Regions from separate parts of the Homo sapiens genome. Here all the other regions are linked to region 3. The links are chromatin loops, found by intact Hi-C in ENCODE. Cell type or tissue: MCF 10A. All regions are shown on one strand. Region 1 has its middle 99 kb from the start of MIR365B. Region 2 has its middle 32 kb from the start of COPRS. Region 3 holds the start of MIR193A (microRNA 193a).

Region 1 (8,000 bases), 120 kb after region 3:
TGTCTGTTCTCAGATCTCAAACTCCGTGCTGGGAGAACCACTACTATCTTCAAAGCTGTCAGACAGGGATGTTTAAGTCTGCAGAAGTTTCTGCTGCCTTTTGTTCAGCTATGCCCTGCCCCCAGAGGTGGAGTCTACAGAGGCAGGGAGGCTCCTTGAGCTGTGGTGGGCTCCACCCAGTTCAAGCTTCCTGGCCACTTTGTTTACCTACTCAAGCCTCAGCAATGGTGGGCGCCCCTCCCCCAGCCTCGCTGCCACCTTGCAGTTGGATCTCAGACTGCTGTGCTAGCAGTGAGTGAGGCTCCATGGGTGTGGGACCCTCCAAGCCATGCTCGGGATATAATCTCCTGGTGTGCCGTTTGCTAAGACCATTGAAAAAGCACAGTATTAGGGTGAGAGTGTCCTGATTTTCCAGGTGCCATCTGTCACAGCTTCCCTTGGCTAGGAACGGGAATTCCCTGACCCCTTGCACTTCCCTGGTGAGGTGATGCCACGCCCTGCTCCATGGCCTGCACCCACTGTCTGAAGCCCCAGTGAGATGAACCCAGTACCTCAGTTGGAAATGCAGAAATCACCCGTCTTCTGCATCGCTCACCCTGGGAGCTGTAGACTGGAGCTGTTCCTATTCAGCCATCTTGGGACCTCTGATCACTGCCAATATCCTTTATAGTCAGGAAGTGGTAGAACAAAGTGTGACTAATGTCCAAATCCCATCATTCTCTTTCTGCTACAAGAGAAAAGAAAAGTGAAAGGGTAGAAGGAGAAGTCGAGACAGGGAAGAGACTCGGGCAGCTTCAAATGGCTTCAGGGGCCCAAAAGCTGCTGAACACAGAGGATTCCCAGGCTTCGGAGTCTGACCTAATGAATGACAGGGCATAGGGATGAGGCAGCAGGAGGGGCCAAAGTGAAGACTCACCTTCCCAATAAGCCTTGCAGTCAGACCTTGTGTCTGAGCAGATGTGCCTGGAAAAGTGACCTCCAGATGGGTTAGGAAGGTCCCTATTGCCACAGTGAATCCTGCCCTTGCCCCCTGGCCAGGGAGCAGCTAATCCTCCATGCCAGCTATCCAGGCTCCCTGGAGTCTTTGATAAAGACCTGGACAAGGCAGATTGCAATTCTCATGGGAGGGAGCTGGGGTGGGGCAAACGTGTTCCTCCAGCACTCCCAAAGCCAGCCTCAGCCAGGCGTGGCAGCTCATGCCTGTAATCCCAACACTTTGGGAGGCCAAGTCAGGAAGATTGCTTGAGCCCAGGAGTTCCAGACCAGCCTGGGCAACATGGTGAAACACCATTGCTATAAAAAATACAAAAAATAGCTGGGCATGGGTGGTGTACTCCCGTAGTCCCAGCAACACAGGAGACTGAAGCAGGAGAATCAATTGAGCCCTTGAAGTCAAGGCTGCAATGAACAGTGATTGCACCACTGCACTCCAGCCTGGACAACAGAGGGAGACCCTGTCAAAAAAAAAAAAAAAAAAAGCCTGCCTCGTGGCTTCAGTTCCTGCAATGTATCTGATGTACCTGGGGCCAAAAGCCTGGACTCTGGGCCAGCTCTGTGTCCCGCACTACAGTTGAGGAAAGAGATCAGAGAAAGGGACAAAGGATAGATTTGGGTCTTGATTCGGAATAACCCAATTCTTTGCCCACAGGAGTAGAAAAGATGGAAGATGTGCCCACTATTTCCCTAGGGTCCCTCAGCTCTGAGTCCCCCTTCTACACTGGCTCAGTGATGCCGGGCTGGGCTGCACCTCTGCAACTACAGTGCCCAGACCCCTTTGCCAGCTGGCTTTCTATTTGGTGCTATCTCTCCATAGGAAGTCCCGGAGAAGGATCGGAAGGCAGGAGAGGGGAGAAGGTGCTTTTCCCTTCCCGTTTGTTTGCTGTTCCTGTCAGTGCAGCCCAGCAGTGGCAGCTGGTCCAGTCTCCAGCGTCCTTCAGCATCCCGGTGCCAGCCCTCCTCTGCCTGCTCAGAAAGAAGAACCCTCGGAGCTGGCCAGCACTGCTCTTAGTGCCCAAGCTCCACCCTTCCAAGCTCCTAGTTTCCTGTTTTCTTCCCTTTCATCCCCCCAGCCTTAAAGGTGATGGCTGCTTTCTATAGTTATTTTCTCTGGGTTTTCCTCAGTATTCTGTTTTTTCTCTTCCTGCCAGGTGTAACCAAATCCTCATATTAAATTTCCCCTGTTGAGATCCTGGCATGATTTCTCTTTTCCTGACTGGCTTCTGCTGATTCAGAAAGAAACAGAGCTGCTTCTCCAGGGAGCCTGCTGTGTTTTACAAGACACAGAGTGGGACTGAGGGCAGGGGAGGGGCTTTGGGCTAAGGTGGTCCTGAGTCCAAATCCCTTCTCTGATTTTACCCCCTGAGTGACTTTGGGCAAGCTACTTGATTTCTCTGCACTTCAGTTTCCTCACCTGAAAATCGGGTTAGTAACACAAACCTGATTCGTCTTCAGTACCAGAGACAAAAAACCAATTTGAACTAATTAGGCAAAAGGATGAAATTATTCTGGAAAGTTTCCAGAAAAGTAATCATCAAGTGCAAAGGGCAAGAAGGCAGGGGTCTGGCTCACCTCTCCTAGAACTGGAATCAGGAACTCAAGTGCATTGAGGATCTCTCTGCCCCTCAGAGCTGCTTCCCAGTTTGTGGTCCCGATTCTTATCACAGAGCATCTTCTCCATGTGGTGGAGGAAGATGTCTTCTCTCAGTTTCCAGACTCTTGCCTTCACAGCTTTGCCCACAGAAGAAACCACTCCTCCTGGTGAGGCCCAACTCAGTAGTGTCCAAGGAAAGGCACAATTGGCCAGGGAGGTTATGAGTTCATCCCTGCACACACACTGTTACCTGGGAGCAGGGTCACATAAGGGATGACAGCTGCTGGTCAGCGACAACACGTCTAGATCTTGCAAAAACCCGGGCATTGCCACATGACTCTTCCCGTTTCACAGATGAGCAAGCTGAGGTTCAGAGGAGGAGGGGCTTGACCACAGTCATGCGGCTTTCATCTAAATAACAATACCGGACATTATGTCATTAAAAATCAGGTTACGGCCGGGTGGCTCATGCCTGTAATCCCAGCACTTTGGGAGGCTAAGGCAGGAGAATCACTTGAACCCAGGAGGCAGAGGTAGCAGTGAGCTGAGATCACGCCACTGCACTCCATCCTGGCAACAGAGCGAGACTCCGTCTCAAAAAACAAAACAAAACAAAAGAAAAAAACAGGTTATTAGCTGGGCACGCTGGCACACACCTGTAATCCCAGCACTTTGAGAGGCTGAGAAGGGAGGGTCACTTGGGGCCAGGAGTTCAAGTCCAACATGGACAACAAAACGAGAACCCATCTCTACCAAAAAGAGAACAAAATTTTTTCGAGACAGGGCCTCACTCTGTCGCCCAGGCTGGAGTGCAGTGGCACGACCTCAGTTCACTGCCCCTTACACCTCTCGGATTCAAGGATTCTTGTGCCCCAACCTCCTGAGTAGGTGGGATTACAGGCACACACTGCCATGTCTGGCTAATTTTTGTATTTTTTGGAAGAGACAGGGTTTCGCCACGTTGGCCAGGCTGGTCTCAAACTCATGGCCTCAGATGATCCACCCGCTTTGGCCTCCCAAGTGCTGGGATTACAGGCATGAGAAATACTCTTTTTAATTAGCTGGGTGAGGTGGTGCACGCCTGTAGTGGTAGCTTTTGGAGAGGCAAGGCAGGAGGATCACTTGAGTTTAGGAGTTTAAGGCTGCAGTGAGCCGTGATCACACCACTGCACCTCAGCCTGGGTGGCAGGGTGAGACCTTATCTCAAAACAAAAAACCCGAGATAACTGGCAGCTCTGCAGGCTTAGAGGAAAGCAACTGGATGTGGGTGAGTGTAGTGCAGTAGGCAAGGAGGGAAGAAGGCTGCATTTGCTTCATGCCTACAATGTGCCAGGCACTGGCGGATCGACACAGGAGAGCCATGCCTCCAGTGTCTATCCTGTTTTGAAAAGAGAAGAAAATGAGGTTCAGAATGGTTCCATACCCAATTCCAGGCTCCACAGCTTAGAGGCAGGGCTGGAATTCAAACCCTAGTCTTGCGGGTTCTGTGCATTACTCATCGCAGTAGCTGTATGCCTAGGCCCCTCGGGAAGTTTCTGGCTATTGGACAGACTCAGATTGGATGACATTCCCTGGCTCCATTTCCTCTGGTTTTAGATGCCAGCAGAATACAGGTCCCTCTGGGCATCGTGGCATTCGAAAAAATGCAGGGAAAGGGTCCACAGAAACTAAAAATGATGATCAAGGGGCAGAAAGGGTTTTCTGAGGAAACGTAAAGACAAACTGGGCTGTTGCATTGCTGGTGACCTGCCTCTGGCACTTCTCCAGCTGTATCTCTGCCTGACCCTCCAGCCACACTAAATTTTTTACAGCTTCCCGAATATGTCACTGTTTTCTGCCTCCACGCCTTTGTAGAAATTGCTTTCTTTACCTAAAACACCTTTCCTACTCCCATCCAAACCCTGCCTTCCTGACAAACTCCTATACATCCCTCAAAACCGATTTCGGTCATCTCCTCTGTGAAGTCCTGTTTCCTAGCAGTGGACCCTTCCTGCTTCATACCCTAGGGTTGATTGCTTCTTTTTCTTTGTCCTCAGCACACCTAAGACTTCCTCCAAACTGGTGATTCTCCACTCCCATGTGCAGATCTGCTTGCTGCATCAGAATCACCTCAGGAGTGATTTCAAGATAGTCAAGCCCAGGCCCTGCTCTGGGAGAATCTGACTCAGACTCTGGAGTGTAGCCAGATGTCAGAAATAAGTAGATTGTCCAAGTGCTTGTGATGCTCAGCCAGGTGTGGAGAGCACTGAGGTGCACCCCTGGAAGGCAGGACCTTCTCCATACCAGGGCTTGGCTCAGAGGAGTGCACAGTGAGTGGGGAAGGAAAGAAGGGAGTGTGTCCAGCATTGGTTCCTTCCCGTGGGTTCTTGGTCTCGCTGACTTCAAGAATGAACTTGTGGACACTCATGGTGTGTGTTACATTTCTTAAAAATGGTGTGTCTGGAGTTTGTTCCTTCAGATGTTCAAACATGTCCAGAGTTTCTTCCTTCTGGTGGGTTCATGGTCTCGCTGACTTCAGGAGTGAAGCCACAGACTTTCGCAGTGAGTGTTACAGCTCTTAAAGGTGGCACGTCTGGAGTTGTTTGTTCCTCTTGGTGGGTTCGTGATTTCACTGGCTTCAGAAGTGATCCTACAGACCTTTGTGGTGAGTGTTACAGCTCACAAAGGTAGTGCGGACCCAAAGAGTGAGCAGCAACAAGAATTATTGCAGCTAGCCAAAGAATAAAGCTTCCACAACTTGGAAGGTGACCAGAGGGGTGGCCAGCTTTTATTCCCTTATTTGGCCTCACCCACATCCTGCTGATTGGTCCATTTTACAGAGCGCTGATTGGTCTATTTTACAGAGTGCTGATTGGTCTGTTTTTACAGAGTGCTGATTGGTGCGTTTACAAACCTTTAGCTAGACACTGAGCACTGATTTGTGCATTTTTACAGGGTGCTGATTGGTGCATTTACAAACCTTTAGCTAGACACAGAGCACTGATTGGTGAGTTTTTACAGAGTGCTGATTGGTGCGTTTACAAACCTTTAGCTAGACACAGAGTGCTGATTGGTGTGTTTACAATCCTATAGATAGACAGAAAAGTTCTTGGAGTCCCTACCTGACCCAGAAGCCCAGCCGGCTTCACCTCTCAGGAGGGAGGGAGGGAGGGAGAGAGGGAGAAAAAGAGAGAGGGAGGGAGGAAGATAGGGAGGGAGGGAAAAAGGAAAGGAGGGAGGAAGGAAGGAAAGGTGGGAGGGAGGGGAGGATAGGAAAGAGAGAGAACGAAAAAATAGAATGAAAGAAAAATGGGGCTGGGTACGGTGTCTCAGGCTTGTAATCCCAGCACTTTGGGAGGCCAAGGTGGGCAGATCACCTGAGGTCAGGAGTTTGAGACCAGCCTGGCCAACATGGTGAAACCCAGTCTCTACTAAAAATAAAAAAAACTAACTAGCCGGATATGGTGGTGGACACCTGTAATCCCAGCTACTGGGAAGGCTGAGGCAGAGAGAATCACTTGAACCTGGGAGGCGAGATTGCAGTGAGCTGAGATGGCACCACTGTACTCCAGCCTGGGTGACAGAGTGAGACTCTGTCAAAAAAAAAAAAAAAAAGAAAAGAAAAAAGAAAGAAGAAAAAGAAAAATGGGAGGAAGGAGGGAGGAGGGAGGAGTGGGGAGGAAGGAAGAGAGAAAGGTGAGTAGAGACAGGTGGGAGGATGAAAATGAGCATGATCCAGGTATGAGCAGAAAGGGGCAGGAAGCTGGGGTCTCGGGTGTGATGCCTCTAGGCCATTCTACCTCACCTCTTGTTGGCAAAGATGCCACTTCTAAAGTTAGACATACAGGGGTTTGAGTCCTGGTTCTGCCACTCACCAGCTGTGTGTGCCTTGGCAAGTCACTTGACCTCTGTTTTCTCTGCTTACAGGTGATAACTGCTGTGCCTGCCTCACCACAATGTTCTCAGGATTTAGCAAGCTCTTATGATCAGCACCTTTCAAGCATTCGTATGCACGAGAAGCAGCGGGGGATTTGTGAAAATCTAGGTTCTGACTCGTTTATGTTGGGCTGGAGCCTGGGATTCTGCAGTGGACTCCAAGTGGAGTCTATGCTGCTGGTCTGTGGACCAACTTTGAGTAGTGAGGATACAGATAAAAAGTCAGACACCTTTCCTCTCAGGGAACTTACCTGATTCTCTGCAACAGGTTGGGAACGAGGCCAGGAGTGCCCCTTTACAGAGCATGTTGTGTGTGCCAAACCTGGTGCTCAGCCCTACCACGCCCCCCTCACTGAGCTGGGAGGCCCCCGTTTTCTCAGAACTTGAGCAATAATGATCATGCCTTGTTCAAATCACACTGAGTTTCCTATTTCAACTGTAACAAGTTTTCGTAAACTAGGTGGCTTAGAAAGCACATTTATTCTCTTATGGTTCTGGAGGCTGGAAGTATGAAATGAGCCTTAGGGGCTCAAATCAAGGTGTCTGTAGGGCTGATTCCCTCTGGAGGCTCTGGGGGGAATCCGCTCCCTGACTCTCCTAGCGGCTGCTGGTATTCCTTGGCTTGTGGCCGCATGACTTGAATCTCTGCTTCTGTTGTCACATTGCCTCATTCTCCTCTCTCTGACCTCCTGGCTCCTTCTTATAAGGACCCTTGTGATTACATCGAGTCTATCTCCCCATGTCAAGAGCCTTAACTTTCTTATATGCAAAGTCCATTTTACCATGTCAGGCAATACAGTCACCGGTTCTGGGGATTAGGGAGTGGATTTCTTTGGAGGCCATTGTTCTGCCAACCACAACTGTCCAGGCCTCTCATCAGAACCTCCCAGGCCAGACCCTGACCACAGAGCTTAGGATGCACATCCTCTCCCTGGAGGAAATCTGTCATGATCCCTTTGCAGTCCAGGCTCTGAGCTGAAGCGGTGGCCGTGAGAGGGACTCATTCCTTAGCGTGGATGCTCCCTCTCCATGCATTGATCTCCCAAGAGTCAGAAGCTGAAGGAGCAGGGCCAAGGTCATGCTGTCCCTGGAGCCCCGGAGCACATGCTTGCCATAAGGCACACTGCTCATAAGAGCCAGGCCAGAGGTGACCTCTCCGGCAGCAAATCCATCAGGAGAAAATTGATAGGAAGGCCAGCCAGAAGATGGACAGAGCATTGTTAAGGAGGCAGGAGTGGTTGGACATTGACAAGGAAAAGGAAGTTGAAAAAATCCAGCTTGCTTTTTTCCTAAAACAGTTATTCCCTTAACCCCATGGTCCCTGAGACAGTGGACGAGCTGGGCTGACTGGCTTAGGGGTCACATATTCTGAGCCTATTAATGGCTTTTGGAGGCAAGCTGGGTGACAGGTACCCATTCCTGCCCAGTGTCTGGGTCAAAGGATGGACCCACGAGGCAAACGGATCCACCCCTTGGCTTGCCCACCATAGCTATC
Region 2 (8,000 bases), 270 kb after region 3:
AATTTTTGTATTTTTAGTAGAGACGGGGTTTTGCCATGTTGTCCAGGCTGGTCTTGAACTCCTGACCTCATGATCCACCCACCTCGGCCTCCCAAAGTGCTGGGATTACAGGCGTGAGCCACCGTGCCCAGCCTATTCAGCCTTTCCTATAAGAAAAACTTATATTAAAACAAAACGGGAATACCATTTTTACCTTTCAGTTTGTCAAAGATCAAAGATGTTGTTTACCCTCTGCTGGTATGGAGAAACAGGCACTTTTATACATTATTGGGTAGAGTTTGAAGGCAATCTGATAGTGTCTTCCAAAATAAAATGTACATTTTAAAATGCATTTGCTGACCTAGCAAAATTTCAGTGCTAGGAATTTATCCTACAGAGACTACTCACACACGTGCCTAAAGGGCAAGACTGCTGCTTGCAACATAGTCTATAGAAACAAAAGCAAGGACTGGATAATACATTATGGTACATCCACACAATATATACTATTAACTATTAAAAAGAAAGTCCATGTTAAAACCGTATGTGCTGTTATGGGATGGTGTCCAAAATATATTAAGTGAGAAAGACAAGAAAGCAAAGTGCAAAGCAAGATGAATGGTATTCCAATCTTTATTTGTGTAGAAAAGCTCGCTTCTGTTTGTATTTGCATAGAACATCTCTGGATCCACAAGGAAATGGTGACCACAGGACTGTGGGGAGGATTACTGAAGCCAAGGGTGGAAAGGAGACTTTTCATTGTTCTTTCTGCACTATTTGAATTTTTTAAAATCATAGGTATTTTCTTTCCAAAAAGAAAATAAAAAATAACAAAATACGTGGGCTGTCAAAAGGATATCTATATATGCTTATAATTATATAAATACCTGTATTGTTATGTTAAATGGAAAAAGATAAATTGAAAATTGTTTATATAGTATAGTCACAGCTATACGAAAGGAGAAAAATGTTTGGAGAAAAAACATTGGAAGGGGGCTGGGCGAGGTGGCTCACACCTGTAACCCCAGCACTTTGGGAGGCCAAGGCAGGTGGATCACTAGAGGCTAGGAGTTCGAGACCAGCCTGGCCACCATGGTGAAACCCCATCTGTACTAAAAATACAAAAATTAGTCAGGTGTGGTGGCATGCACCTGTAATCTCAGCTACTCGGGAGGCTGAGGCAAGAGAATCACTCGAACCCAGGAGGCAGAGATTGCAGTGAGCCGAGATTGTGCCACTGCACTCCAGCCTGGGCAACAAAGCGAGACTCTGTTTCAAAAAACAAACAAAAAAAATTGGAAGAAAATGAGGATATGTGCCAAAATGTTAGCCTTGGGATGATCAGTGATTGCATATCTTTCAACTTTTTCTATAGTTTCAACATGTCTTTACTAATCACATTTTACTCTTTTTTTTTTTTTTTTTTGAGTCAGGGTCTTGCTCTGTCGCCCAGGCTGGAGTACAGTGGCACAAACACAGCTCACTGCAACCTCTGCCTCCCAGGCTCAAGCTGTCCTCCCATCTCAGCCCCCAAGTATCTAGGACTACAGGCACACACCACCGCACCCAGCTAATTTTTGAATTTTTTGTAGAGAAGGGGTTTTGCCATATTGTCCAGGCTTGCACATTTTACTCTTGTAATAGAAAAAAATAAACTTTTTAAAAATTATGTTAAATTAAAATATAACATCCATCCACCTTTATAGTTCAATTGCAGATGGTAAAAATCAGGGGGAAGAAAAAGTTAATAGTCTGCTCAAGATCTTTTTCAACACCATGATTCTGCACTAATGAAGTTTGTTGTAGTTTCTCAACTCCTTTTAACTTTTTTCTGGTTTGGCAACTGATGCTGATAAAGACAAGACATAGCACATAAGTCAGCCCCCCCCAAAAAAAAACTGTATTTATAATACCCAATACCAATAAATATGCAGCTGGATGAGCATTTACAGGCATGACTACACTGCAAATTGATACCACCCTTTTGGAAAGCAATTTGGCTATACGAATCTGAAGCTATAAAAAGTGTTTACACCGTCTGACCCAGTAACTTGACTTCTGGAATCCATCCTCAGGAAAAAACGGGAAATGCTGGAGAGCTTTATTCATAAAGGTCATAATTAAGGATGGTATGCAGCCATAAAAAAAATCACAATTGCCAATAACATGTAGCCACATGGGGTAACATTTATGATATGCCGCTAAGTAGAAGAAAAAGAATACAAAACTGCGTATATCCTGTAATTACGACCACTTAATAAAATGCATGTGGAAACCCTGGAAGGAAGTGCAGCAGCATGCTTGCTCACAGTGCTTACATTCAGGTGGTGGGATCGTGAGTGAGTTTTTCCCCCTCCTTTTCTCTTCTCCAAAATGTTTATCATGTATTCTTTTTTAAAAGAATAATGTTTATAAAAACTTGAATATGTGAAGTCTGGACTGTTCCACAGGAAATGAGTCTTCTCTATGTCCCCTGTCTATATCCTTTGAGAAAAAAAAGTAAGTCCTTGCATCTCATATAATAATAACATTCACTAATATTTATTGAGCAACTCTGTACCCTTTACATATTTTAGATCAATGAGCCAAATGAAGTAAAAATCCTTACTACCATTTTGCAAATGGGAAACTGAGGCCCAGACAGGCTAAATGACACAACTCAGAGGTGACAGCATCAGAACTGAAACCCAGGTCCACCACATCACAATAAGCACCCAAAACAGTTCTTGGGGTCCTGGGTGTGCCAGGAAGGGTGCTAACACTCTGTGCACATTTTCTCATTCAATAATCCTGTAGATGTAGATGGTATCCTCATTTTACAATGGGGAAACAGCAGCTAAGGGAAGTCATGTTACCAGTACTAGATGCCAAAGTTAGTCAGAAGTCGAACTGGGATTCGAACCCAGGTTGGTCTGTGTTGGTAGCCACTATGCTGTCGTGGTTACCAAGACAAGGAAAACCCAGAAACTCTGAGCCTGGGACACAGGGAACCATCCCTGGTGCAGGCACCATCAGAAAAAGGAGCATCTGGGCCAGCCACAGTGGCTCATGCCTATCATCCCAGCTCTTTGGAAGGCCGAAGTGGGAAGATTGCTCGAGGCCAGGAGTTTGAGACCACCCTGGGAAACATAGTGAGACCCTCATCTTTACAAATAAATAAATTTTTTTAAAAAAATAGGAGCATCTGATAGGAAGGTGAAGGCAAAAGGAGTGGGCTCTGGGGCTGTCCTGAACTGGGTGGGGCCTGGCTCTGTGCACACCCGTGCACCTGACGCCTGGGGCCGGATGAGCTGGCTCTGTGCAGAGACGTCCATGTGGCCTGGCCTAGGGCCAGCACAGATGTCACGTCCTCCTGCCAGTACTGACAGTTCTGGTGTTCACCAACCAAAAGGCCTCAAAAAAAACCATGAAAGCCCTCTTAAGGATTCCTGGTTCTCAGGGCAGGAAGAAGGCAAGGGGATGGGAAGACACTGTCTCCTGCATGATGGAAAATTCCAGTGCCACCTTGCTTGGGTCTAACTTCCTTGACCACTCTGGAGACACAGAGCCCTACCAGGACCCAGAATCTGGAGCCAAGGCTGGAGCTCTGTGCCCGGACCCAGGGCTGGAGCCAACAACACAAGCACGGGCTTAAACGCTCAGGGAAGCCGGAAGTCCAAGTGACTAAGCTAGAGATACTCAGGCCAGAGGCCAAGTAAGGCCTGAGCGCTGAGTACGGCCAATGGCCTCTGAGATGTCGACATAGCTGAGGTGAAAGACAGACCAGCACCAAAGACGGCTCTGAGGATATGGAGGGGTGAGGACCCTCATACATGACTGGTGGGAGTGGAGACGGACCCAAGCCTTTGGAAAACAGTTTGGTATCACCTGGAACACATACTCTATGATCCAGTAAATCCACTCTTCATAAGACAGCTGGAGAAACTCTCCCACCCATGGGCCGCAGAATGTTCTTAGCAGCACTGCTTATAAAGGCAAAAACTGCAAACAGCCCAAACCCCCACGGCCATGAGAATGGATTAAAAAATACAGACCATATTCATACAATGAAATACTGTATAGTGGTGAAAATGAATAAGCTAAACTGAATGAATGAATCCCATAAACACAATGTTGACTGAAAGAGGCAAATCATAACATAATGTGCATTGTGACCTCACTCAATAGAAGCCCAACAATCTCTCCAGACTAAACAACATATTGACGTATGGGGCATATGCCTATGTGGTAAAACCACAGAGAAAAGAGAATGACAGACACAAAATTCAGGATGGTGATGACCTGCCAGGGACAAGGGGAAAAGGTGGGACTTAAGGGGAAGGGAGCACCCAGGGAGGTTTAGAAAGTATTGAAAACATGGAATTGTTCGGTTAGGTGCTGGGAACATGGGCATTTATTTTCATTATTATCCTTCAAACTGACCCCATGCGTTATATACACTCATGTATGTATAAAATGTTTCAAATTGTTTAAAATTAAGAAAAGTTTTTAAAGACCAGGCACAGTGGCTCACACCTATAATCCCAGCACTTTGGGAGACCTAGGTGGGAAGATTGCTTCGGCCCAAGAGTTCAAGACCAGCCTGGGCAACATGGCGAAACACCATCTCTATGAAAAATACAAAAATTAGCTGGATGTGGTGGCATGCGCTTGTAGTCCCAGAGACTCAGGAGGATCACTTGAGCCAGGGAAGTTGAGGCTGCACTGAGCCATGATCATGCCACTGCACTCTAGCCTGGGTGACAGAGGGAGACCCTCTCTGATAAATAAATAAATAAATATTTAAGAAAAATCTCGGTGGAGAGCTACTGCCTGCTCCATGGAGGTGGCCCAGCACCCAGCACCTGCCTGGCTCCGACCCACCCAACTGACTGTGAATGGTCCAAGAGGAGGGTAGGGACACCAGCTCTGGTTGGCCTGCATAAAAGGAGTGTGGAGGAGAAGGTGCAAGTCTAAATCAGAAGGATAAGTTCAAATCCCATCTTTGCCATTTATTGGCTATATGACCCTGGGCAAGTAACTAAAACTCTCTGAGAGTCAAGTCCTCATCTGCAAAATGAGCACAAGCTAAGAACCTAGGCTTTGTTTATGAATTCCTAGCACTTAGCATCTTACTTGGCAGACAGTAAAAAATAGACATCAAGCATCGGTCTTGTCGTGAGAAAAACAGACAAATTCCAATAGTGGGAAATCTTACAAAATATCTGACCAGCACTCCTCAAAACTATCAATTTCAACAAACAAAAGAAGAAAAAGAGAACAAATCTGCAATGATTCCACTTATATAGGATACCTAAAATAGTCAAAGACAGCAGAAAGAGGCATGCTTACCATGGGAGGGGCAGGAGGAAACAGGAGTGTTTGATGGGTACCAAGTTTCAATTTGAGATGATGAAAAAGTTCTGGAGATGGATGTGGTGATGGCTCTACACAACATGAATGTGCCACTGAACTCTACACTTAAAAATTGTTAAAATGGTAAATTTTATGTTATACATGTTTTACCCGATTTTTTTTTTTTTTTTTTTTGAGAGAGGGTCTTGCTCTGTCACCCTGGCTGGAGTGCAGTGGCACCATCTCAGTTCACTGCAACCTCCACCTCCCATGTTCAAGTGATTCTCATGTCTCAGCCTCCCAAGTAGCTGGGATTACAGGCACGTGCCACCACGCATGACTAATTTTTGTATTTTTATTAGAGACAGGGTTTCGCCCTGTTGGCCAGGCTGGTCTCGAACTCCTGACCTAAAGTGATCCACCCGCCTCGGCCTCCCAAAGTGCTGGGATTTCAGGTATAAGCCACCACACCCGGCCTAAATTTTAAAAATCAAACAAAACAAAATAACCAATTAAAAAAAGTCTGAGAAGCCACCACAGGAGGCTAAAGGGATACAACAAATTGTAATGAGGTATCCTGGACAGGATCCTGAAAGTGAAAAGAGACCAGGTAAAATGTAAGGAAATCTAAATAAACCATGGACTTCAGTTAATCATAATGTATCATTCTTGGTGCATTAATTATAACAAATGTATTATACTAATGTAAGATATTAATAATAGGGGAAATTGGTGTAGGGTATATGGGAACTCTGTGTGGTGGTTTCTCAGACTTTTCTTCATTGTTTTGTCTGAATTTTTTTCTTTTTTTTGAGACAGGGTCTTGGTCTGTTGCCCAGGCTGGAGTCCAGTGGCACAATCACGGTTCACTGCAGTCTCAGGCTCAAGCAAACCTCCCATGTCAGCCTCCCAAGTAACTGTGACTACAGGTACATGCCACCACGCCCAGCTAATGTTTTTATTTTTTGTAGAGATGGGGTCTCACTATGTTGCCCTGGCTGGTCTCAAACTCCTGGGCTCAAGCAATCCTCCTGCCTCAGCCTCCTGAAGTGCTAGGATTATAGACATGAGCCACTGTGCCTAGCTTTTTGTCTGATTTTTGAAAACAATGGTAAAACATATGTAACATAAAATTTTCCGTTTTAACCACTTTCAAGTGTACAGTTCCGGGCATTACGTACATTCACATCGTTGTGGAGCTATCTTCTCAATTTTTCTGAAAATCTAAAAATCTATTCATTAAAATTATATATGAATATATATCATTTTTTTTGAGACAATGTCTCACTCTGTTGCTCAGGCTGGAGTGCAGTGGTGTGATCTCAGCTCACTGCAACCTCTGCCTCCTAGGCTCAAGAGATCCTCCCACCTCAGCCTCCTGAGTAGCTGAGATTACAGGTGCACGCCACCATGCCCCTCTAATTTTTGTATTTTTAGTAGAGACGAGGTTTCACCATGTCGGCCAGGCTGACCTCAAACGCCTGACCTCAAGTCATCCGCCTGCCTCAGCCTCCCAAAGTGCTGGGATTACAGGCATGAGTTACCATGCCCAGCCTAATATATATAATTTTAATAAATATATTTTACTTTAGATTTTCAGAAAAAATCATTTAAATTATATATGCTTAATAATTTTATAATTCATTCATTAAATATTCACATTTATTAAAATTCATATTCATTAAAATTATATATGTATATAATATATAAAATTATATATGGATATATGGATATAATTTTAATGAATACATTGTATTTATATATTATTATTTTATATATACATATATTTCAAATGAAAGCTAAAAGAGACTAAAGACTAAAGAACTAAGGGGAGGGCCAGGCACGGTGGCTCATGCCTGTAATCCCAGCACTTTGGGAAGCTGAGGTGGATGGATCACCTGAGGTCAGGAGTTCGAGACCAGCCTTGCCAATGTGGTGAAACTCCGTCACTACTAAAAATACAAAAATTAGGAAGGCGTGGTGGCTCATGCTTGTAATCCCAGCTACTTGGGTGGCTGGGGCAGGAGAATTGCTTGAATCCAGGAGGTGGAGGTTGCAGTGAGCCGAAATCGCACCACTGTACTCCAGCCTGGGCGACGAGTGAAACTCCGCTCAAAAAAAAAAGAAAGAGAAAACAAAATAAAACAAAACTAAGGGGAGGAGCAGGGGGGTGGGGGGATGTTGGGTGAAACTCTTTGGCCAGGCCCTGAGCCTGAGTTCCAGGGGCCTGGGTTACAAGGCTCCCTGCCCAGTGACAGACCCTCACCCACAGACTTACCATGCCCATACTCTTGTCCCCACCCACCCATGAACAGTGGCCTTTGTCTCATGCATGATGTCAGCTCTTCTCTGCTTCTCTCAAGATCTTGGAGGAATTAATTAGTTGTTCTTTATTTTCTATTTGTTACCTTTGATATTCTATATCTGCCATCTCTTCTCCTGAACCAGGGCCTGGTAGGTCACTGAGAAAATACAAAATGGCCACCTGAACTGGGAGATTTTGCCTCGCACAGTCACGAGCTCCATTAAAACAGAGAAACACTAACCCTAACTTACAATCACCGAACCCATGAGGTCACCCTATCTCCCAGCCCTCCTTCACCAGGTAAGAAACTGAGGCCCAGGGGTCCACGTGACTTGTCTAAGATCACAGCTGTTGAGACTGAGCTGGGATGGGGACCCGGGGC
Region 3 (8,000 bases):
TCACACTGCAGAAACAGGCAAAGAGAAGGAAAGTGATTGTTCTAGGTCACCCAGAAAGCTCTACTTTTATCATAGATATTATGCTTGTCTACAGCATGAGCTCAAATCTTCTAGGAAAAGTCATCTTCATTATTAACTTGACATGCACCCAGGAGATGGTCTATCTCTTTGCCAGCCTGTAGGCCAAACTGGCACCTCACTTGTCAAACACTCATGCCTGATCGATAGGAACAGCAGATGGTGACCAAAATCACTATACTTGATTACAATATTAAGGCTTTAGGGGCAAGAGAGGGACACAGATATACACTGTCAAAGGTTGGAATCCCCAGAAGGCAGACCCCTAGACAGAGCTTAATGTGCAGAATGCTTATTCCACCTGGGAAAGGGTGGGAAGCAGGTGTGAAATGAGGGAGAGCCCCCCTCCCCCACCACTCACTGGATGTGGGCTGTCCAGAGAGCTTAGACTAGGCGGCTCTAATGGCAGAAGACAGTCTGTTGACAGCACTCCAAGCAGCTGGGACAAACCCTTTCTTGAAGGGGTAACATGGCACAGTGACCATCACACACAGAGTGGGAACTTAAAGACAAGAATCAATTCAGTCACAGAGAGTGAGGGCAAAGATAAAGCTCATAGGCCAAAGGCTTAACTTCTGGATCAAGGGCTCTAATATTTTCCAGACATGGGCTTTGGCTACTGAAAGCATTTCAAAGAACACTGAGTAAGAGGGCTGGGACCTGGGGCCAGTAGGGATCACTGTGTGACCTCACTTCCCAGGAGTCATCCTCAGCATCACGTGCAGAAGGCCAGCCTGGGTAGGGAGCCTCAGGTCACCTGCCTCCTCCCCAGACCCCATCATCCAGGAAAACTGAATTCAGCTGAAAGCACAGCCATGGCATTGCTGAAATATGACAACACCTGGAGACAATGGATTCCTTTCTGGGGAATTTACCCCTCTGCTGCTGCTTGAGGGCAAGCGTCCTGTCTTCTCTTCCCCTGGTATATAAAATGAGGCTCTTCATTTGTTGGCTGAATGAATGAAGGTCAGAAAAAGAAAACTCAACTTCTCATCCTCCAGTAATGGAACAATCAAGTTGGGAGAAATCACAGAGAAAAAAATCACGTCCCAATTTTGCTGATGAGGAAACTGAACTTCAGAGGCAGGAAATAACTCTCAGAAGGTTGCAGAGAAGGTGAGGAATCGAAACAGGCCATAAGCAGTGACAAGTCTGGTAATGCCAGAGTAGTTTTTCTGCAGTAAAGATTTCCCTTCCTGCTTGCCTTTCCCCTGATTCTGGGGCTCTCCCTTGGTCCAGATCATTTGGGCCGAGAGAAACAAAACCCAGGTGCATTGCCATCTAAGCAGAATATGCTGAGAAAATCACCCTCACAAATTCCATAGTCACCTACAAAGTACTTCAGGTTATCACCAGCCCTTTTCTCCCTCTGGTCCCCAGGATGCGTATGTCTTCTCTCAGAACTCTTTCTGGGCCGGGTGCAGTGGCTTACACCTGTAATTCCAGCACTTAGGGAGGCTGAGGCAGGAGGATCACCCGAGGTCAGGTTTCACTAACATGGTGAAACCCCGTCTCTACCAAAAATACAAAAATTAGCTGGGCATGGTGGCGGGCGCCTGTAATCCCAGCTACTAGGGAGCCTGAGGCAGGAACCTGGGAGGCGGAGGTTGCAGTGAGCCGAGATTACGCCAATGCACTCCAGTCTGGGCAACACAGTGAGGCTCTGTCTCAAATAAATAAATAAATAAATAAATAAAAATAACAGAGAGATGTTAATATCATCATCATCATGGTATGTTCTTGAAGTTCTCAAACAGCAGGAGGTAACCCTGTTAAGTGAAACCAATTTAACAGCTTGTAAACAGCATTCTAAAAATGAAACGGTAACACAGAATATATATTTGAGTGCATAAGAATTGTTTCATAAAACATTTGTTTTACACATGTACATAGATACATACACATATATACATACGTACACACACAGGTATTTCCTATCATGGGGCATGACTGAGTTTGAAAGCTACTGTTCTAAGGCAACATTTCTCTAAAGATGATTGAAAGGAGTGTTTTTCTTTCTTTTCTTTTTTTTTTTTTTTAATTTTTGAGACAGGGTCTCACTCTGTTGCTCAAGCTAGGGTGCAGTGGTATGATCACAGCTCACTGCAGCCTCAACCTCCTGAGCTCAAGTGATCCTCCCACCTCAGCCTCCCGAGTAGCTGAGACTACAGGTGCGCGGCACCACGCTTAGCTAATTTTTTTTGTTTGTTTTTGTTTTTGTAGAGACATGGTTTCGTCAGGTTGCCTAGACTGGTCTTGAACTCCTGAGCTCAAGCAATCTGCCTGCCTTGGCCTCCCAAAGTGCTTGTGGCTTACAAGCCTGAGCCACTGCGCCTGGTCTATTTTTCTAACTTTAGTAATTTGCATTTGCATACCACTGCCATTATTGTTGTCATATCAGAATACTACCTATAACATTATTTACTAAATTCTTGTCTTTGAGTTGGCTCACTTTAACCATTTTTGCCTCATTGTAACAGCAATATTCAGAAAATTTATATTTAATACTACATATTACATTTTTTTCCATCTAAAACCATCTCTCATATGAGCACCACCTTTTGGGAAACGCTGGTGGCAAGGAGTGTCACATGCAAAAGCCCCTTCCAGAAGTCAAGCTGGGAGCCAGAAAAGCTGTATGATGTTGGGATGTTGGGTGAGCCCCCACCCCCTGCCCCCGGGGTCCTTCTCTGCCCCTGGAGGCAGGCCCAGTCCTGCTGCTGGGTATCCCAAGTTCTTGTGGTTGACCTTCCCGCAGTGGCCACCTCAGGAAGAAAAGGGCAGGCCCTATCTGCCTGTGGACTGGATCTTTCTTGGGATGTTCCCGCCAGTGGAAAAGGCCAGGACCTCGATCTGCCTTTCTGTAGTGAGCTGCATCCTGCTGCTGCCCCAAGATCGAAGAATTTCCTTTCTTGTCCAGCTTTGATTCCATTGATGGGATTAGGCACCCCCCACGGCCGTGTCCTTTGATGTGGTCAGGGGGTAGCAGGGAGATTTCAGGCCCAGGGAGCAAATCTTAATCTTCTTCGAGCTTCTCTGGGATCAGCACCGGGGTAAACCCATTACAACCCTGCCCTTTCATCCCCCCAGGACACCGGCTCCTCCCGGCTCCTGAGTCTCAGAGATCCTAAGGGTTTGTCAGATTTGGAGCGAGCAATAAAAGGGGAAGAGAAAGCAGAACACTAACTCCAGACCCCCTCCAGCCCCGGCTGCATCTCCAGCAACGTCAGGGCATCTTCTTTCTTCCCTTCTAATCCTGCGCTCCCACAAAATGGCGATTACAGAGGCCTGGGGCCAGCGCTGTCCATGCCCCAGCACTGGGCATCTCTGCCAGCGCTTGGCCGCCATCCCTCCCCCAGCTACGCACTCCTGGGAGCACCAGCTCCTGGACATGTCCTACCCAGGGATCCCGATGTGGGGATCAGATAAACCAGATATACCACTCAACCCTTACCAAAGTGAAGTTTAGAGACAGGGTCTCCCTCTGTCACGCAGGCTGGAGTGCCGTGGTGCGATCATAATTCACTGTAGCCTCTAACTCCTGGGCTTCAGCGATCCTCCCACCTCAGGTGTGTGCCACCACGCCCAGCTAATTTTTTTTTTTTTTTTAACTTTTTGTAAAGACAGAGTCTCACTATGTTCCCAGGCTGGTCTCAAACTCCTGGGCTCAAGCAATCCTGCCTTGGCCTCCCAAAGTGCTGGGATTACAGGTGTGCGCCACCGTGCCCAGCCTCATAGTGAGATTTAAAGGCATGATCTGGGTTGGTGAGGCCAGGAAAGAGAAGGCAGGAACATAGCTAATATCTATGTCGGGACACAAACAGATATGTCACGTTATTTTCTTTAAATGGCTCCAAATCTCGACCTGAAGAGGTTGGGAAACTCAACCTCAGTGGTTATTTGGGCTTCCCCATCACCCACGGTGCCTGGAATCCTGGCCATCTTGAGGCTGGGGATCTTGGTAGAGGCCTGGTTCAGGTCCCAGAGGAGACACGCAGTTACTCTCCCACATCCTGGCGTCTCCGGAGAGACAGTGGGGCAGCAGGTCTCCACCAAGGGGATTCCACTGACCTCCCACCCCTCGCTAATCTTGGGACAGCTCTTACTCAGCCTCAAAGCTTTTCTGTCCCACTCCTTTTCCACAGTCTCCCTAAAGGAACTCAGCTTTTCAAACAGCACAGCCAGGAAGAGAGGTTGTCTGCAGGCCGCTGGAACTGGGAGTTGAAAGCACGAAATTTTAACATCTCAAGAAAGTATGCTGCCCGGTACTATGCTTGGCACTTTAATTTATAATCTTTGCCACCAAAGCCCTGCCAGAAGTGCCCGGCGGCTCCAGGTTCTAGATGGGGAAGTTGAGGCCGGCGGCAGGCGCGCTCCACCGGGCGGGGGCGCGGCCCGGGAGCGGAGCGGCCGGCAGGGGGCTCCCCGCGCCGGTCTCCGCGGGAGGAAGCGCTGGCAGCTGCTCGGACGGGTCAAAGGAGGAAAAGGGAAAATTACTGGGCTCCGGGGCGGGAAGGACTGCGTGACTGGGAGGAAGGCACTCCAGACTGTCGAGTAGGGCCGCCCGCGTCGGGACCCCATCCCCGGGGCAGTGCGGGCCACCCGGGACCTGGGAACCCGGGCCACCCCCCACCGCCGTCAGGGTCTCTCCCGCCGGTGCCGCAGGCTGGAGCGGGCGTCGCGGCCGGGGGCGGTGCCGCCTAGGGGCGGGCGAAGGGCGGGCCGGGGCGGGGCGCCGTCCGCTCGGCTCCGGGAGGCGGTGCGGGCGGGCGCTGGCCGCGTCCGCCCGCCGGGAGCCGCGGGGCGCGCAGCCTTCCTGATGTGTCACCAGCACGTGGAGCCAGGTCGGGCCGCGGCGAGCAAGCCGACCCCCCCAACTTTCGAGGGGTCTCGCCGCCCCGCTCCTCTCCCGGCTTCGTCGGGCTCGCTCTCCTAGCGGAGGGGGCGGCGGCGGCCCCCAGGTCCCGGGCAGGTCGAGCGAGGCCACGGCCCCCGGCCAGGAGTTCGAGGGGCTCCCGGAACGTCGGGGCGCGGGCCCCGGCTAGCGGCTATGGCCCCCGTGCCCAGGCAGCGGTGCGGGCTCGGCCTTGCGGGAGGGTGCGGCCTGCTGCGAGAGGTCGGCCACGGCTCCTGCCCCGCGCCCCGCGCCCCTCGCCCGCCGAGCTGAGCGCAGGTAACCGAGGCAGAGCGGAGCTGGGCCTCGCAGGCGCGGCGTGGGAGCGTGGCGAAGTTTCTCGGCGCATAACTCTTGCGCCCCACTCGGGAGTGGGGCTGCGGTGGGGAGGCTTTGGTCCCCGCACCTCCCCCTCCCCCAGCGCTGTCCCTCGGCCTGAGCCGAGGCGGCCCGGGGGTGGCGTGGAGGCCGCCGAGCGTCGTGTAACCCTTGGAGGGCTGGGTTTGGAGCCCGCGACCCGAGGTCGGGCGGGGCGGTGGACTTTCCCGGGGAACGCCGCCTGAGGGACACCCAGAGCTTCGGCGGAGCGGAGCGCGGTGCACAGAGCCGGCGACCGGACCCAGCCCCGGGAAGCCCGTCGGGGACGCACCCCGAACTCCGAGGATGGGAGCTGAGGGCTGGGTCTTTGCGGGCGAGATGAGGGTGTCGGATCAACTGGCCTACAAAGTCCCAGTTCTCGGCCCCCGGGACCAGCGTCTTCTCCCCGGTCCTCGCCCCAGGCCGGCTTCCTCCCGGGCTGGCGTGCGCTCCGGCCAGGCTGCCTCTCAGGTCCACGCTGGAGAAGGAGTGGTGAGGTGCGCTCGCCCCGGCTGCGTGCGGTGATTCGGGAAATCCCCGCACTTCGCTGGAGAAATAGCGACGCTCTCGGAAGTGTGAGTCGGTCACTGCTTGGGGTCCGTACCCTTTGGGCAGACGTGGACCGCGCCCCGGCGACCTGGGTTGAGTGGACAGACGGGACCCGGCTTACCCATGGGCCAAGCCCTGCCACTTACCGAGGCCTGCCCTGCTGTGCTTTCCAGGGCGGCAACCTTGAGCTTGGGGGTGGGGAGAACGGGGCCTGACTTCTAGAATTGCCCCTGGGGAGGTGGGAAGCGGAGGTTTGGCCCGGTGGCGCAGGAAGCCCCTGTTCCTCTCCCAAACACCATTTCATTAAAGATGGATCTTTGTGGATGTGTTCCCAATGGCCGGTCTTTTGTTCCCTGACCGATGCAACATAATGTGGACCCACTCTAGTCCTCTTCAAGTTTTTTGCTGGAATTCCTTAAACTCTCCTTTAAAGTCTCTTATCTATTCCTCTAGTGCGTTTGCTTCTACTCCCCGAAAACAAAAACCCACCAACCCCTGAAACCTCGGGTTTGCCTGGTGTTGGAACTTTGGTTATTTGTCCTTTGTTTGTGTTGTGTTTTTGGCTCTTGGCCGTGGAAAAACATCTGGGGACATGCAGTGAGGTGACTTGAACTGTGTGAAGAACTGGTTGACAAAATAGGGAACGTCTGGTCCCTGTCTTACTTGGCTTTGGAAAACAGGAGAGGTTTTTAGGAGCTGGGAGGAGGGAGGGTGAGAGGGAGGAACCATCACGGCCAGGTTGGCCCACCCCTTGCCAGGTCGTGTAAAAACCCATTCAAGAGGCATTTTCCCACAGGCTCCCTGCCTCTGCAGGCCACGTGTAGAGTAGTCCTTTGCAGGCGTCCTGCCCATACTGTTGTCCCTGTTTTGGGGGCATGTGGGAGCCAACACAGGGGAGTCAGGTGTGTGGTAGGCAGTCAGGTGTGTTTTGGGGTCAGGGAGGCAGGTTTGGGCCTGGGAGGCCAGGAAGGGACATACCCCGTCCTGCAGTTGGCCTGACTTTTGTCCATGTTAGCTTTGTCCTGGAGGCTTACCCAGTGGAACATGCAGATGTCAGAATTATGGGAGAAAAGAGTTTGGCCATGGGGTAGATTTCTGAACATCTTGACAAATTCTTAGTTTGGAGACAAAATTGTCTAGGAGTGGAACTGATGGGAGCTTCAACTGGAGACCTCGCCCCTAATTAAGAAAAATGCTCTTTGGAGCGCTGAATCAGCTTGGGAAAACAAAGTTCTCCCTTTGAACCAATGCCTCTCCCAGCCCTGGGGATCAGTGTCTAAAAGTAAATGAAGTGGAAATCTCCAGAATATTGCGTGGTCATAAAACATCCCAGAAGTGGGCTGGAGCAATGAGATGCCGAAAAGCAGGCCTGGCTGGCTGCCCTGCACCCACCCTGGAGGGGACCGGCTGGGGAAGGTGGACTCACAGGGCTGGGAATGAGGCCTGAGGAGCACTGTGGTGCCCCCGGCAGTTTCCCTCAGGCTGTGCCCCATTCTTTCTGGGTCTGGCCAGGGCTTTAGAGATTTTTAGGAAATGACTTGGTGCTTCGTTTCTTTGGGGGAAGTGAGTGATTAGGTTTTTCCTTCTTGGGTTTTTTTCCTTTGCAAAATGTGATTGAATCAGCTATGCAGTAGGCTGGGCTAGCCTGGCCTCCTGCAACTGATTTATGCTTCCGTGTAAGCCGTTGTATTGAGGAATTGTGTTGTAGTGGAGAGCTTTTTGATTTTGCTCTCTCTTGAATTCATAGTTTCCTGGAGCAGAGGCCTCCTTCCTGGCTCCTACCCCCACCCCCAGTCCCTCTTTCAAAGATGGGTACCTCAAGGTTTCAAGGGGAAGTAGCTTGAACATAGACTGATTTACCCTGGAGCCTTCTTCAGGAAGCAGCTAAATGCAAGGTAGAAAGCTGGTAGGAGGGGGAGGGTTTTAGCGAGACCTGCAGGGAGACTGACGGAAGACTCCTAAAAATCCAGCTGGACTCCCTGTCCTGCCTACTGGGAAGAAACTTGCATTCCCTCAACTCTTAGGTAAATTGCAGACTGGTGAATAATTAACCTTGCCTTTTTGGCTTTTTTTTTTTTTTTTTGAAAAAGAAAAATCCCAACCTATGAAAGATTGAAGATCA

The links. Peaks named below come from ENCODE experiments on the same cell type or tissue, not always from the same donor. Only the 100,000 strongest peaks of a DNase experiment are listed, where the experiment ranks them.
Region 1: it touches region 3 in a loop (2.7-fold over the local background); 5 of 110 quality-filtered maps call a loop at or near these places.
Region 2: it touches region 3 in a loop (5-fold over the local background); 3 of 110 quality-filtered maps call a loop at or near these places.

What each region holds. Positions count from the first base shown.
Region 1 is chr17:31,670,394-31,678,393 of GRCh38, forward strand. No RefSeq gene overlaps it. Among named protein-coding and RNA genes, the nearest start is that of MIR365B, 99 kb to the left of the region's middle. RefSeq lists a silencer at 1,054-1,238 and an enhancer at 7,659-8,000. In MCF 10A, no CTCF peak of the experiment used is centred here; DNase peaks (open chromatin) are centred at 4,118 and 4,758.
Region 2 is chr17:31,822,873-31,830,872 of GRCh38, forward strand. No RefSeq gene overlaps it. Among named protein-coding and RNA genes, the nearest start is that of COPRS, 32 kb to the right of the region's middle. In MCF 10A, no CTCF peak of the experiment used is centred here; DNase peaks (open chromatin) are centred at 3,309 and 3,629.
Region 3 is chr17:31,554,366-31,562,365 of GRCh38, forward strand. It overlaps MIR193A (microRNA 193a), which reads left to right and starts at 5,631; the gene lies at 5,631-5,718. RefSeq lists enhancers at 2,686-3,310, 4,644-5,434 and a silencer at 4,413-4,902. In MCF 10A, a CTCF peak has its summit at 4,496 (motif pointing right); a DNase peak (open chromatin) is centred at 4,556.